2 separate regions of the Homo sapiens genome follow, and region 2 is linked to region 1. The links are chromatin contacts, found by Hi-C or POLR2A ChIA-PET in ENCODE. All regions are on one chromosome and are shown on one strand. Each heading gives the region's core, a stretch centred on a gene start or an enhancer-like site at or near the end of the contact. The rest is flanking DNA. Distances are from core to core; before and after follow the strand shown.

What was found. A loop is a pair of places that touch in the nucleus more often than their neighbours do. ChIA-PET counts read pairs that join two places held with the same protein, here RNA polymerase II (POLR2A). Pooled maps may share reads with other maps.
Region 2: a pooled map shows a loop between it and region 1 (2.1-fold over the local background). The contact joins two enhancer-like sites. A Hi-C loop is called at or near these places in 2 of 50 pooled maps. POLR2A ChIA-PET finds 5 or more read pairs at or near these places in 2 of 52 experiments (BJ and WTC11).

The regions. Positions count from the first base shown.
Region 1 is chr12:114,663,979-114,671,345 of GRCh38, reverse strand. It overlaps TBX3 (T-box transcription factor 3), which reads left to right. Exons shown (of 7, transcript NM_005996.4): 7 at 1-1,091. Among named protein-coding and RNA genes, the nearest start is that of TBX3-AS1, 15 kb to the left of the region's middle. Within about 2 kb of position 2,630, at least 16 of the 41 ENCODE cell types and tissues checked have a DNase peak (open chromatin) inside an H3K27ac peak, as active enhancers do.
Region 2 is chr12:115,704,614-115,711,274 of GRCh38, reverse strand. The region is part of intron 1 of LOC105370003 (a long non-coding RNA gene); the gene reads left to right. Among named protein-coding and RNA genes, the nearest start is that of LINC02463, 180 kb to the left of the region's middle. RefSeq lists an enhancer at 777-1,071. Within about 2 kb of position 1,399, at least 3 of the 41 ENCODE cell types and tissues checked have a DNase peak (open chromatin) inside an H3K27ac peak, as active enhancers do.

The DNA.
Region 1 (7,367 bases), core at 1,381-3,880:
CTCAATAAATTACTGAGCAGCTTTGTTTGGGGAGGGAAGTCCCTACCATCCTTGTTTAGTCTATATTAAGAAAATCTGTGTCTTTTTAATATTCTTGTGATGTTTTCAGAGCCGCTGTAGGTCTCTTCTTGCATGTCCACAGTAATGTATTTGTGGTTTTTATTTTGAACGCTTGCTTTTAGAGAGAAAACAATATAGCCCCCTACCCTTTTCCCAATCCTTTGCCCTCAAATCAGTGACCCAAGGGAGGGGGGGATTTAAAGGGAAGGAGTGGGCAAAACACATAAAATGAATTTATTATATCTAAGCTCTGTAGCAGGATTCATGTCGTTCTTTGACAGTTCTTTCTCTTTCCTGTATATGCAATAACAAGGTTTTAAAAAAATAATAAAGAAGTGAGACTATTAGACAAAGTATTTATGTAATTATTTGATAACTCTTGTAAATAGGTGGAATATGAATGCTTGGAAAATTAAACTTTAATTTATTGACATTGTACATAGCTCTGTGTAAATAGAATTGCAACTGTCAGGTTTTGTGTTCTTGTTTTCCTTTAGTTGGGTTTATTTCCAGGTCACAGAATTGCTGTTAACACTAGAAAACACACTTCCTGCACCAACACCAATACCCTTTCAAAAGAGTTGTCTGCAACATTTTTGTTTTCTTTTTTAATGTCCAAAAGTGGGGGAAAGTGCTATTTCCTATTTTCACCAAAATTGGGGAAGGAGTGCCACTTTCCAGCTCCACTTCAAATTCCTTAAAATATAACTGAGATTGCTGTGGGGAGGGAGGAGGGCAGAGGCTGCGGTTTGACTTTTTAATTTTTCTTTTGTTATTTGTATTTGCTAGTCTCTGATTTCCTCAAAACGAAGTGGAATTTACTACTGTTGTCAGTATCGGTGTTTTGAATTGGTGCCTGCCTATAGAGATATATTCACAGTTCAAAAGTCAGGTGCTGAGAGATGGTTTAAAGACAAATTCATGAAGGTATATTTTGTGTTATAGTTGTTGATGAGTTCTTTGGTTTTCTGTATTTTTCCCCCTCTCTTTAAAACATCACTGAAATTTCAATAAATTTTTATTGAAATGTCTTTGGGCCTTGTGTTAAATGTTTTTTCTTTGGGAACCTTTCCTGAAGATGGACAGTCAGGGGAGGGTTTAGTATCTTCTTGTTCTGAGTTTACCCCCTTCCCTTCGCCTTTAAATAATTAAGACCGCCCCCAGCGAACCAAAATGAGATGTCACTCAAGTTACAAAGCTAAAAACAAAAGTCCCTTACTTGAGCGAAGGGAGCCACTTCAATCTGAAATTACTTTTCCTTTAAATTAGGGAGCAAAGCAGGGAGACGGAAAGGGGCCTGATGAGAATACAGAAAGAAGGGTAATTTCAGATACTTTTAAGTTTTAATGGAAAAAGACTGATGTGCTCCCTAAGTCAGGTTTTCCCACCCGAATCCGACCAAAAGTAAGCTCGGCAAGTACGAATGTTTTTCGTTTTAAGCTCGCCCTCAGTTTTGACATCAATCTGGCGAATCCAAGTCGAAAATACCTTCTTGCACCAGTGTGTTTGGCTCGGGGAAAAGGCCAGCAGAATGCCCCAGCAGTCCGAGCGGGCTTGGCTAGGCAGCAACCCTCCAGGTTGTAGAAGTGGACAAGACGCAACGCCTTTCCACTCGGCAACCCCCCACACAGCCTGCAGTCCCTGGTGCCTCAAATTGAACCCGGCTGGCCCAAGGCGCCCCTACGAGGCCCCATCCATCCCGAGTTGTGCGTGCAAAGCGCGGCCAGCTCCGCGAAAACTTAGCTGTGTCACGCGAGGGAGGAGGGAAATTATCCCCGAAAGGGGAAAGGTAATTCCAGGGTGCACATTTCACCCCCTCCACGGCAAAAGTCACCCAGGAGGCTGACATCCTCCCCTAGTCTCCCCTTCAAACCCGTCTCCAGGCTGTTCGGGGAGTTGCCTTTTGAAGTTCAATTTATCTTTGAAACATTCAATAAAAAATGATGAGGCACTGTCAGTCTTTTGGTCTCCCGACCCCCAGCCTCGCCTCCGAGGTGTGTGTCTGTTGGGGGGCGGGGGCGGCACGGGAAGGTTCGAGGGTTAGTCCTTAGCCCTTTTCTTGCCCTGGGGGCCATGACGTGAAGACCCAGCTGGAGCCTGCCTGGCGGCTGCCTCCCTCCCCACCCCCCACCCGCCACCCCCTGGAGCCCGCCAGCCCGGCCCCAAGTCCCTGTCACCTTCAGGCCTCTTGAATGACCGGAGAGGAGGACGCCCCCTCCCTTCCCTCATCCTGTACTTGGAAGGGATCGAGGTCGAGACCTTTTGGAGAGCGGGGCAAAGCCCCTTCCATCTCTGGCCAGGCACGTGGGGACCCCTACAGCCTCCTCTGCGATGTCTCCGGGGGTGGGAGGGAAGACAGACAACCAGAGTATGTTGGTGCGGAGTCGCGGGGGGGGGGAGGGGCGGGGTGCGCTGCGGGGGTGGCAGGGCCTGAGCTGAGACGGGCCCTGGGGACCTTTGAGGCTGGGGCTCCCCCGAGGACTGGGAGATTTCCAGGGCGCGCTCCTTCTGCGCAGCGGCTACAGCCTGAAGGGGGCAGCTCTGGATCCAGCGACAACGCGCGGTGTCCGCGCCTCTGAGAAGGTGGTAGTTGGCTGGTTGCGCTCTCCCGAATTGGGGAAAAAAGAACTCAGCCTCCAAAAGGGAAGAAATGCTTTGCTTTTCTCTTCTTTCTCAGTCCAAATTTGCTTACCTCCTCCCTTCTCTCCCCCCGCCCCCGATTTGGGGACCCTGCTCAGACTTGTGTCCAGCCTCTCTTACTGGCGTTCCTCTTTTTTTTTTTTTTTTTTTTTTAATCTCCTGTGTATCTCATTTGTATATTGTGATGTTAATGAGTAACTCCTGTAGCGCTGATGGGCGGGGGGTGGAGGGGATGAACGGCTCGCAGTCTCTCTGGATTTTGCTGCCTATTACTCACCTGGCGCCGGTCGCAATCTCGCCGCAGGCTTTATGGTGGCTGCGGCCGCCCCAGAGGCCACTCAGGGCAGGCGCCTTCGCCTTTTTTCTGGGCTTCGAGTGCCACCTATCTGTCTCGTCTACGAATGCGTCCAGGTCGCCGCAGCTGGCTCGGCACCCCAGCGCCTCCCGGGTTCCGGAACTTGGGCGCTTCGCCTTCGCCCCTTCTCATCCCCACCACTCCCAGCCCCACTCCCCTCCTCCTCCGTCCCCAGCCCCATTCTCAGCCTCGGAAGAAGCTGCCTTCCCCTCTTTCCTGGATATCACTTTCACTCCCGTTTGTGCCTCAGATGAGAAAAACAGCCCTGCCCTCCTCTGGGTTTCCAAAGAATGTTAGAAAATTCAGTGCGGGAACCCTGGCTCGTAATTCTCTGGACAAGTTCCTTGCTGCTTGTAGAAATCTCTAGACCCTTGTTCTGGACCCCGCCTGGCGGGGGATAACCTGAATTCGCGATGGGTCGATAGAGAAAGGATACCTCCTTCCCCAACATACACACCTCAAATTCTGCCCTGGGGACAACTTGCCAGTACCAGGATGCTCTCTTTTTTACTCCACAACTTTGGAAGTTTTTGTTTTTTAACCTGGCCGCGTCTACAAGGACAAAGGCCATGACTCGCGGGAGCAGCAGTCCCTACGAGGGTCAGCTACCGCAGCCTGCAGGGCCCAGCACCTTCGTGACTTGTAGATTTAAGGTGACAAATGCGGGTGCCGGTCAGAGGCCTCCAACCCCTGCCTGTCGGGAAGGTCGGCTCCAGTCCTGGCTGCGCCCTGGAGTCTGAGACCCGCGGAGGGGAGGGGATGGGGTCGCCTTTTGCTGTGCTTTGAGCCGCGGGTGAAGGCGTCCGGGTTCCTGCTGACCTCCCGGCGCTAATTGCAGGGGCCGAAGGGCGCGCTCGGGCAGAGGCAGGGGTCACGACCTTGCGGCTCCCTCCTCCCGAGGTCCCGGCAACCTGAAGGAGCCGGGTGTGTGCAAGAGGGCGTGTGTGTGTGCGCGCTCGCGCGATTAGGGCCTCTCTCTAGATCTGCGCTGTTCTGGGACCCACTCTTTCTTTGTGGGGACAGTTCCTGACGTGTAGGCCCTTAAAAAAATTTCCATCCAAGAAGGAAAACCCAGATTCTGACCTTTCCCCTAAGCCAGCAGACAGACAGCCGCCTTCAGGCCGCTACGAGAGGCTTGCAACGCTTCACGACAGCGCGCTTTCTGCCTCGCTGGTTTCCAATGTGACCTCACGGCAACCAGCCAAGAAAGTGGCTGTCGGGGTGCAGCTGCGAGGCCGCCAGCGGCGACCTGGGTTCTTCTGTAGGTAGCCCAGTATAGACTCCTATCTAAGGGTAGCTCTTGGGTGTCTGCATTCTGGGGCCAGGAGCTGCAGGTGTTAGAAGGATATGTGTATGTTTGCGTGTAGCTGTGCGTGCTCCATCTGTAGCTGTCTCTTCCAATTTGGGTTTAGAAGTTCATGCGCAAGACAGTTCCGGATGTAGATGCATTTGGTTGTTTTATAATCAAGATGCGTATAATCAAGAAGTATATGTTGCAGATGTCGGAGTTCAAAGTACACGAAACAAGAATAATATAAATACTTGGCATACAAGGGACACGTGCACAAGCCAGGCACTCGGTGAAGCACCCCATAAAAGTGACCCCCGTTAGCCTTCACAGTTAACCCCATAAACGATATATGATCTTTATCTCTGTTTTACAAGAGAGGAAACTGAGGCATAGACCATTAAATCACTTACCCAAGATCCTCTGGGGGAAATTATGGAGCCAGGATTCAAACCGAAGTGGGCTCCAGGATCCACTGTAATTCCCTTTCCTAATTCAGCTGAAGGTGTACGTACCTGCGGCGCATATGTCCCGGATTTACAGAAATCTGAGGGGATGTTCCGGATTTTGGAGTGTGCCGCAGGCTTTTTTTTTTTTTTTTTTTTTTTTTTTTTTTTTTAATACGAGAACGTTCAAATTTCTTTGTGCATCTGTCGTGCTATGTAAAAGGACAGCTTTTATTTCAGCATCCCCCTCCCCGGCCAACCCTCTTGTGTGTCCTGGGACACCCGTCCCAGCTAAGACCGCGGTTTTGGGGCCTTTGTTCCCCGGTAGAGGAAGAGAGAGGCTGAATGGGGGACGCAATACTCTATTTAAAAATGCCTGCGGCGGGGCACTGAAGCTGATCGCGTTCTGGTCCCGATCTGAACCGCGAGGGAAACCGCGGGGGAGAGGAAATTCCAACAGCGCTGGCGTACGCCGGGGCCCGCAGGGCGACCACCAAGCTGACGCCGGGGTTTCCCTCTCCCGCGGGGTCTGGAACCAAGACTGGGGCTTTGGGTGTCTGAGGCTTTCTCTGCTGGCCTCAGATCCTCCCCCGCGTCCCTAGCATTTGCTATGTTCTGTCTACCCAGGCGCCAAGGCCGAGCGCAGTCCGGGGACTGCAGGTGGAGACGCCGCAGGCAGAGAGATCTTCGCTCTTTCTGGGTTCAACCCTGCCCAGCTTCCAGGAACCTATGACATTTTAGTTTTTTCCGCCCTCTCACTTCCAACGTTTTGGCCCCAGCTAGAAGCCCAGGGGTTCAGCTGGTGGAAAGAAGGATTCTACAGAGAAGCCGGCGAAGGGGTGCTGAGGGTGCAGCCCCGCGAAGGAAAAGCGCTGCCTGGTTACCCGGCAGTGCGGCCCAGGTTCCCGCAGCCTGGACAACTGCAGGCCCCACGGCCCTAGAGAGCCAGAGCTTGGGTCTGGCTGCACACTGGGTAGGGGTGGAAATAACTGGCTTGAGTAGGGAATAGCGCCTGCCCCCAAAACGTAAGGCGCTTCTGTCCCGCGGCTGGGGTGAATTCTGACGGCCTTTGGGTCCCGGGTCTCCCCAAAGCAGTGAATGAGACTCAGGCGCAGCCTCTGGAATCGGGGGGCGGGGGGCGCAAAAGAGAGGAGGGTTTTGTGGGGGTGGGACCCAACCAGTTGGAATCTGTACGGCTACTGTCCGGGCGGTCCGGCTCTTCCCCTCACCATCCCCGACCCCCACCATCGCCCCCCCACCCCCCCGCCCCAATTCCAGCGCTCCCAGTCAGCCTGTCTCTTTGAGCTTTTGAAATGCGATCCCCGCGCCACTTCGGTTTCCCGCTAATGACCCGGGCTCTGGTTTCGGGTTGGGGAATTGCACCCGGAGGACAGACTCGCTTCCCCAGGCCCGCACAGCCAACTCTCGCCTAGGTCCTCTTCGCGCCCGCGCGGCGGGCCCAGGAAGGTGCACCCTTTGCCTCCCAAATGTCCCCAAAGCGTCAAGAACACCGCAGGCACAGAACCCACAGTCGGGCGCGAACTTTTTTCCTAACGCTTTTGCGCATTGTCCACCCCAGTCCCGAACGCGGGCATCGTTGACAAAACTTTTTTTTTTTTTATGCCGGGACCGGGCGCCCTTCACTCGCGCAGAAGCGCCAGCTGTCTCCGGTCGTTACCTTAGTCACCCTCAACCTCCAACCCTCCCAACCCAGGCATACAGCCGCAGTGGGAGCCTGTTAGAAGCACCAGCGCTGAATATGTATCTGCCAAATGGCGCACCCACCACCCCAACCGACACCCGGCTTCCCCCCCGCCCACCCCGCCCCCAGGGCACCCACTCCTCCAGAGCCGGCACCCTTGAGCTAATTGGGGATTAGTCCCAGGGCTAGGACTTCTAACAGGAAGAGAGGGCTCAGGACTTCCCGTGAATCTCCTGAAATCATACGCAAGTTTGTTATTGTGCAGAGGTGCACATTTCTCGACGGGATCCTACAATTTATCTCCGATTCTCAGAAGTGTGTGAGCCCAAATAAATTAAGACCCCCCCCATCACTCTCTGGGAACAATACGAAATGAGAGGATTGGGGAACATTTCAGGTGGTCCCTAACGATTCTAGTCTTGGCTAAGTAGAATTTAACTTTAGAAGATTTCTCTCTGTGTCTCTCAGGGAAGGACGCTATTTCCTTGCTTATCTTAAATAGTCTCCAGACCCCAAGGCCTCGGGCATTGTATAATTTGTTGAGTAATTAATGATATTAACTTATCAACCCAATGGTTATGAACAATCATTATCGCCCTCCAATGAATTCTGTGTTAATTTCCTGTTGCTAGGGCCACCCCCACTGGGCTATCACAGGTAATAAAAGGAAACCACTTTTCATAAAACAACATTGCTTTTTAGTAGGTGCCTCCCACCTCAAGATCAAGGGTAAAACGAGCTACAAGGGAGTCCCCTTCATGGAGAGATTATTGGGGTCCAGGTTGGGGGTTCCCTGGCCCCTGCACCCCTACACCTTCCACCTCCACATACGTCAGGATGACATGTGCTATGGACAGGTTTCACCCATGTTTGGGT
Region 2 (6,661 bases), core at 150-2,649, 1.0 Mb before region 1:
GATCAGTGTAAACAAGTTGATGAGAATCTGGGCAAGTGATAACATCTCCACCACATTTCCATAAGACTGAGGTAGCAACCAGACTCTAATTGGGTAATTGATGGTGCATAATTATTCTTTCTTATCACAAACTTAAGTCTGCTATTTTGGCTTTCCCAATCCTGAGACAAGGAAGCCAAATTAGACACAAGGTTTGTTCAGAGAATATGGAAGGAAAGAAAAGCAAGAATGATCCCTAATAAGCATTTGTACACTCCCATCCTAGGGGGAGACTTACTTACATCCAACCTTACTTTACGTCATCTGTCTTTGTAGGTGCAATCAGACATCTAATCTTTCTAATCTGACAAATTTGGCATGAGAGAAATTTCAAACTCATGACTTATCTGAGGCTTAATTTTCTCAATAGACAAATAATGCTGAGTTTTCCAAATTAATATAAGGATCTAATAAGATAATGTACATAGACTATTCAGTACAGTTCTGGGCCCAAAATATTTATTTTGGAATTGGGATCAGATCTATAAAATGTCATCAAATTAATCCTTACAAGAAACCCCCAAAGAATCCCCATTTTAATGCTATGCAAACTGAGCTATAGCTCATTTAACAGGGGAGTTAAGTAACTTTTAATAGTAGGTAACACTTATTGGTCACATACAGGTGCTATGTACTTCGCTAAACATCACCTCATTTAATCCTGACATCAACCGCATGAGGTAGTACCCTTATTCTCCCCATTTTACAGATGAGAAAACTGAGGCACAGAGAGGTTGCATAACTTGCTCACATGGTAAGAGGAAGATGCAGGATTTTGCACTCAGGTTACTTACTCCAGAATCTACTTGCTTAACTGGGAATTGGAATGGTGGTGAGTCATTGGTCACATGGGGGTGGTGCTGGTTGGGGATCTGAGCAGAAGCTCATACAGATGCAGCTACCGCCTCAGCAGTGTATCTTTCCCTTGCCAGTATTTGCAGCTGATTCACCAGGATTTTCATGCTTCCCAAGGTTGCCTTGACTATGTATATGAGAGGAGTATCCGGGGCCAAGCCCAGCTGCTTTGGCAAGGATGTTTATAGAAGAAACATCTCCTCCACACCCAGGAGGATGTGCTCTTTACACTCTTTGGGCTCCAAGATCCTGGCTCCAAAAGTATCAGCCATGCAAAAAAGAAAAAAAAATTGTACTTGCTCTCTTCAGGGGAAGAAAAAGGCAAAAAAAAAAAAGCAAGAACAAACCTCTCCCATCCATCTGTAACCAAATATATTTTGTGCTTGGTTTCCTTGGGTGGCCTTCTCTTAATGGTTTCTAATTCATAGAGACAAAAAACATAAAACAATTTAAGGCATTGGCACGCTCAGCTCGGCAACCCAGTGTATTCCCGAGGGAGTGCTTTTGGCAGCGACCTCCTGAAGTTGGCCTAGCTAGGAGGCTCGGAGGCTCACAAGAACAGAGGAAGGTTTTTTTTTTTTCTTTCTTTTTTTTCTTGTGCTGTTCCCTGCTTGCTGAGAGATATGCAAGGGAAGTGGGTTGGCTGGGTAATTATCTGGCTGGTAATTACAGCCAGTTGTGGAGGAATACTGCATATTCCGAACGGTCGCCATGCTAGCTGGGAAGAACCCTCACCGAGCAATGGATTTATGGCTGGCCATGCAGAGCAGGATGTATGTTTTGGCTCATGCACTAGGGAGAGCTCGGCCTCTCCCTCTTTCTTTGCCTCTCTCACTCTCTTTAATCTCAACTTCAGAAGGGAAGGAGTTGGTCGTTAATTCATCTGGATTTTGAAATTGGGCTTTTTCATGTGAAAGAGGCAAGGGCTGTGAGGATTTTGTTCATTCTGTCTCTGGTGTCACATCTACTGTATTCAGTTAATATTTACTAAGTGAAACAAATTGGTTTACAAAGAGCATTGATATAATATCAACCGATATTTACAGAACATTTTCCAAATGCCAAAGCCCCATTATAAATAGCTTCCGTGTACTGTGAAGTGGATTCCCATTTTTATCTCTACTTTAAAGATGAGGGGACTGAAGCTCAAAGAGGTGAATAACTTACCTAAGGTTACACAGCTAGAAAGTCAGAGCAGGTATTCAAATCTGGGCAGCCAACCACAATACTATATTATGGATGGATAAGTGGAAGGCTAGATATTGGCATGACAGATGAAAGACTTTCAGAGAAAGTTAACCCCATCCCATTTATTTTTAGTGGATAAGAGAAGCACATGGCTGGATTCCAGGTTTAAGCAGTGAATTTGTAGCAGAGCCAGAGTTTTTGACACTTTGGCCAGCGCTTCTGCCTCTCTCTCTGTTGCCTCATTTTCTCCATGTCAGAGAAGTTTCTAAGTCCTAGAAAAGCTGCACGTTCATACTCATAAACTCTCCCTCACCAGGCCTAGGTGCATTGAGGGAATCAGAGCTGGAACCATCATCTTGACCCCAAGGAAAGTTAACCATCATCCTGGTGTACCTAGGACTGACGGGTTTCCCAGGATGAAAGACTTTCAAGACTAAAGGTCTTGGAATGAATCAGTCACTCTATCCAGATGTGACTTGGTAAACTCTTCTATAGAGAGCCTGTTTAAACCTGTGTTCAATAAGCCTTTTAGGAATGTCATCCAATGTAGGGCTGAGGACCTGCGCTTCAGCATCGGACAGACCTGGTGTGGAATCTCACCAGCACCACTTCCTTATCAGTGAGTGACCTTGGACAGCTTACCTACCTCTCTGAGCCTCAGTTTCTCCACATGTAAAGTAGGGATGATGCTTACATCTGTCTCATAGGGTTGTCGTGAGGTGGAAATGAGATAATGTATGTCAGATACTCAGCACAGGGCACCTCTAAGAAAATGTGAAATCAAGCCTCCGTCTCATGCTCTCGCCACATAACTATAGTTCAGTGTCAATGGCAGAGTCTGAAGTCATCATGCTCAGCTGGCTTCCGGCTCCTCTCAGTAGAAATGGCTGTTTTCTGTTATTTTCTGGGGTTGCAAACCCAAATGCATGTAGAGGCCAGGAATGAACTGAACCTACTATGTGCCAGATTCACCCATGTGATGTTTAGAGTCTCCCAACAACCCTGTGAGAGAGCCAGGGCTTCCATATTCATTTCTCAGATGAGTAAACTGAGACTTAGAAAGGTAAAGAGACTTGTCCAGTCATTCATGTACTTAGTGGTTGACGTGAGACTTGAACCCAGGCAGCAGTCTGTCTCCAGAGCTTGGGCTCTTGGCCACAGAACTGCTCATTTTTTCACAACTGCATTGAATCTTTTTCGTGTGTGATGCACATTATTTAATGCATTCCTTCTTATTTTGCACTAAGGTATTTTGGTTCAATTTTTGTAATTTTATTTTACATCTCTGGAAACAATACTGGGGTGAGGAATGTTCTTTATCTCTACCAGGATTTCTCAACTGTGGCCCTCTTGACATTTTGAGCCAGATGGTTCTTGGTTGTGGGCACTGTCCTGCGTTTTGTAGGATACTCAGCAGCATCCCTGGCCTCTACTTACTGGATGCCAGTAGCACCCCCTTCAGTGTCTCCAGATATTGCCAAATGTCCTTTTTGCGGGGACCAAGCAAACTTGCTTTCTCTTAGGAACCATTGAACTTTGTATTCTGGCACGGGACATTTCCCGAATCCAAATGTTTGTGCTATTTTTAAAAGGTTTTTGTTGCATAGTGACCAAATGTCATCCACAAAAGTTGTACCAATTCATAAGACCACCTGCGGTGCGTGCAAATACTGTTCCTCCTCATGCTTGCCAATGACAGTGTTACCCAGTACAGTCTTAGGGAATCCTTAAGAAGTACTTGTGTACTTCTAGATATGTAGAACAGACAGCCCTTTATAGATTGTCTAAATCTATCCTTTAAAGTAGGGAAAACTGAGGCTAGAAGGAACAAGGATTTGCCTCAGGCCACACAGTAAGTCAATGGCAAAGTTGGGGCTCTTCAAACATTGATAAACAGCAACTTGTAACTGTCACCTGGCATCCCCAATAATAGCCTTGATCATCCCAAATTAGATTGAGTCATTGAGGCAAATATTATTTCCAGGATTTTTCTCCTAGATGGTATATTATTCCATAAAATTATTTTTTATTGTGCTGGCTGTGCATAAAGGCAGTATTTTGGTGGCAAGGCAGGGAGTGATGTATGCTGGGCAGTGGAAAGGCAGGTAAAAGTTTGTGGGCTTGCGGCTTGCTACAAACTGGGTTTATCGTTCTTTGTAAATTCTCTGTCTTTTTTTCCCCCTTTTGAAGTCAGGAGTGATGAGATCAGTAGCATAATTGATCCAGGCTGGGAAAAGACTATGATACTCACAAAAGATAGGGTTGATGCGCTCCTGCGGCTGCATGTGGTTCAGTTCATGAGCTCCCAAGAGGGAAGTGCTCCGTTGACCCAACTCAACTCGGAATGAGCTTAAACCCTTCCCCAGTGGCTTCATGGCCTGGTCTGTGTCTATCTCTCTGACTTCATCTTCCACCTCACCTCCTTGGGCTCACTCTGCTGTAGCTGTGATTACCTGCTTTCTTTTCCTTGAAGAGCTGTTCTCAGGGCCTTGGGGACTTGGCATTTGCTGTTCCCTCTGCCTGGGACTTTGTTTCAAGAGTTCTTCTTATGGCTGATGCCTTTGATTGCTTTAGGTCTCTGCTCATAAGCCCCTGCTTCAGAGATGACTCCTTGACCACCCTATTTAAAGAAGTCCTTCCCTCTAGTATTGCGTCAATTCATCTCCTGTTTAGGAGATGAGACTTCACCATTTCCTCTGTAGAACTTTCTTATGTGTCTACTAGTTCATGACATGGTCTCCCTACTGGGGATAAGGACCTTGCATATCTGGTCCACAGGCTTATTTCCAGAGCTAGAATGGTGCTGGGTTTACAACAACTACTTGTTAATGGAATGAAATAGTTGAGGGTCTACTCTATGTAATATCTGGAGAAATATAATCAAAGCAGAGAAATAAAATATGGGCACACAAACTAATCACAAGAAAGTAGATGCAGGTGGTGTTGAATGTTGCAGGCGTGGTAAATGGAGATGTTATGATAGTCTGAAGATGGAGCTGGAGGGCTCTGACTTTTCCTACAGGCGATGGCATTGGAACTGGACCTTCAAGAATGCAAAGGGTTTGAATGGGTGGGGAGGAGTGAGTGAGGCATTTCAGGCCATGTGTCAGATGAGCTGTTGGTAAAAGGCTGAAGTCTGCTCTGGAGACTGGCCCATGACTGTTTGGCCAAGGAGGCAGAGTCACTGACACATGACACCACACAGCACTGCATGTGCATGTTGGGCAAGGCTTTGGGACTTGAGTCTCGCATGAGGACTGAAAGGTATGAAATGAAAAATAAGAGAGCTCTGGAGTTAGATGGAACTGGGATTTAAATCTGCCATTGAGTAGCCACACGACTGTATCAGTTAGCTATTGCTGTGTAACAAACCACTCCAAAACTTGATGGTTACAACAGCAAACATTTATTTCACTGATGCATCTGTGGATTGACTGGCTGGCTCTGCTGGTTTAGGCAAGTCTTCACTGGGGTTTTTCATGTGTTTTCAGACAGCTTCTGGGTCAGCTTGGAGCTGGCTGGTCTAAGATAGCTCAGCCCTGCCTGTCACCTTTGCTCCATGAGGCCTCTTCTCCTCCAGCAGGTTAGTTAGGCCTTATTTCCATGCACATAGCAGCTCAAGTGGCAGAAGAGAGAGAGAGAAAGAGAGAGAGAGTGTGTTAGAGCGAGAATGAGAGCAAGTGAGAGAGAGAGAGAATGCAAGAGAGAGAAGAGTGAGTTTGCAAGATTTCTTGAGACCTGGACTTAGCACTAGCATATCATCACTTCTGCTTTATTCTGTTGGCCAAATCAAATCCAAGATCAGCTCTGATTTGAGAGGTTGGGAAACAAACTCCACTTCTTGATGGGAGATAGCTGCAAAGTGCCATTCCAAAGTATGTGAATCCAGGGAGGACTGAAAGATTTTGACCATTTTGAAATCTACCAGGGAGACTTTGAGCAAGTGATTTAATCTTTAGTCTTGCTTTTTAATCTATAAAATGGGCTTCAAAATATGGCAGGTACATTTCTTAGCATAGAGTCTAGCCCTGCTCAATAAATGGTTATCATGGTTGTAACATCTTTTACCATCACTGTCACTGTGGGATGCACATGCAGTCTTAGGCAGAGACAGAAGAACTGAGTTCAGCTCTGATTATTAGCTGTGCAAGACTAAGCCAGAGTAAGCAAGCTGGGTTCATTCAGGATATCTGCTTCCTGTCTGTAAAATGGGGTCATAGTAGCTGCTTCCTGTCTACCCCACTGTTGTGAAAGTCCTTTGCAAATCCATAGCACAGGTCAATCCCATTCAATAAACATTTACTGAGTGCCACTGTGTGCAGGCATTGTGTTGGGCATTAGGAGAATAACGAGTAAGAAAAAAAGACCTCCTCTGTGTCCAGTAGGGGAAGAGAATTAAACGGGATGCTCTGTCATACAGTGTGATGAGCCCTGATGCAAGATAAGTATGTAATGACAATGTAAATAATGATACATGATAAATGGTTAAAATCACACCTACTATTTACTAAGGGATTCCAATGTACCACTGCCTCTGTTAAACAAGGGAATTTGTCTAGTACTACAGTGAAGAGCACAG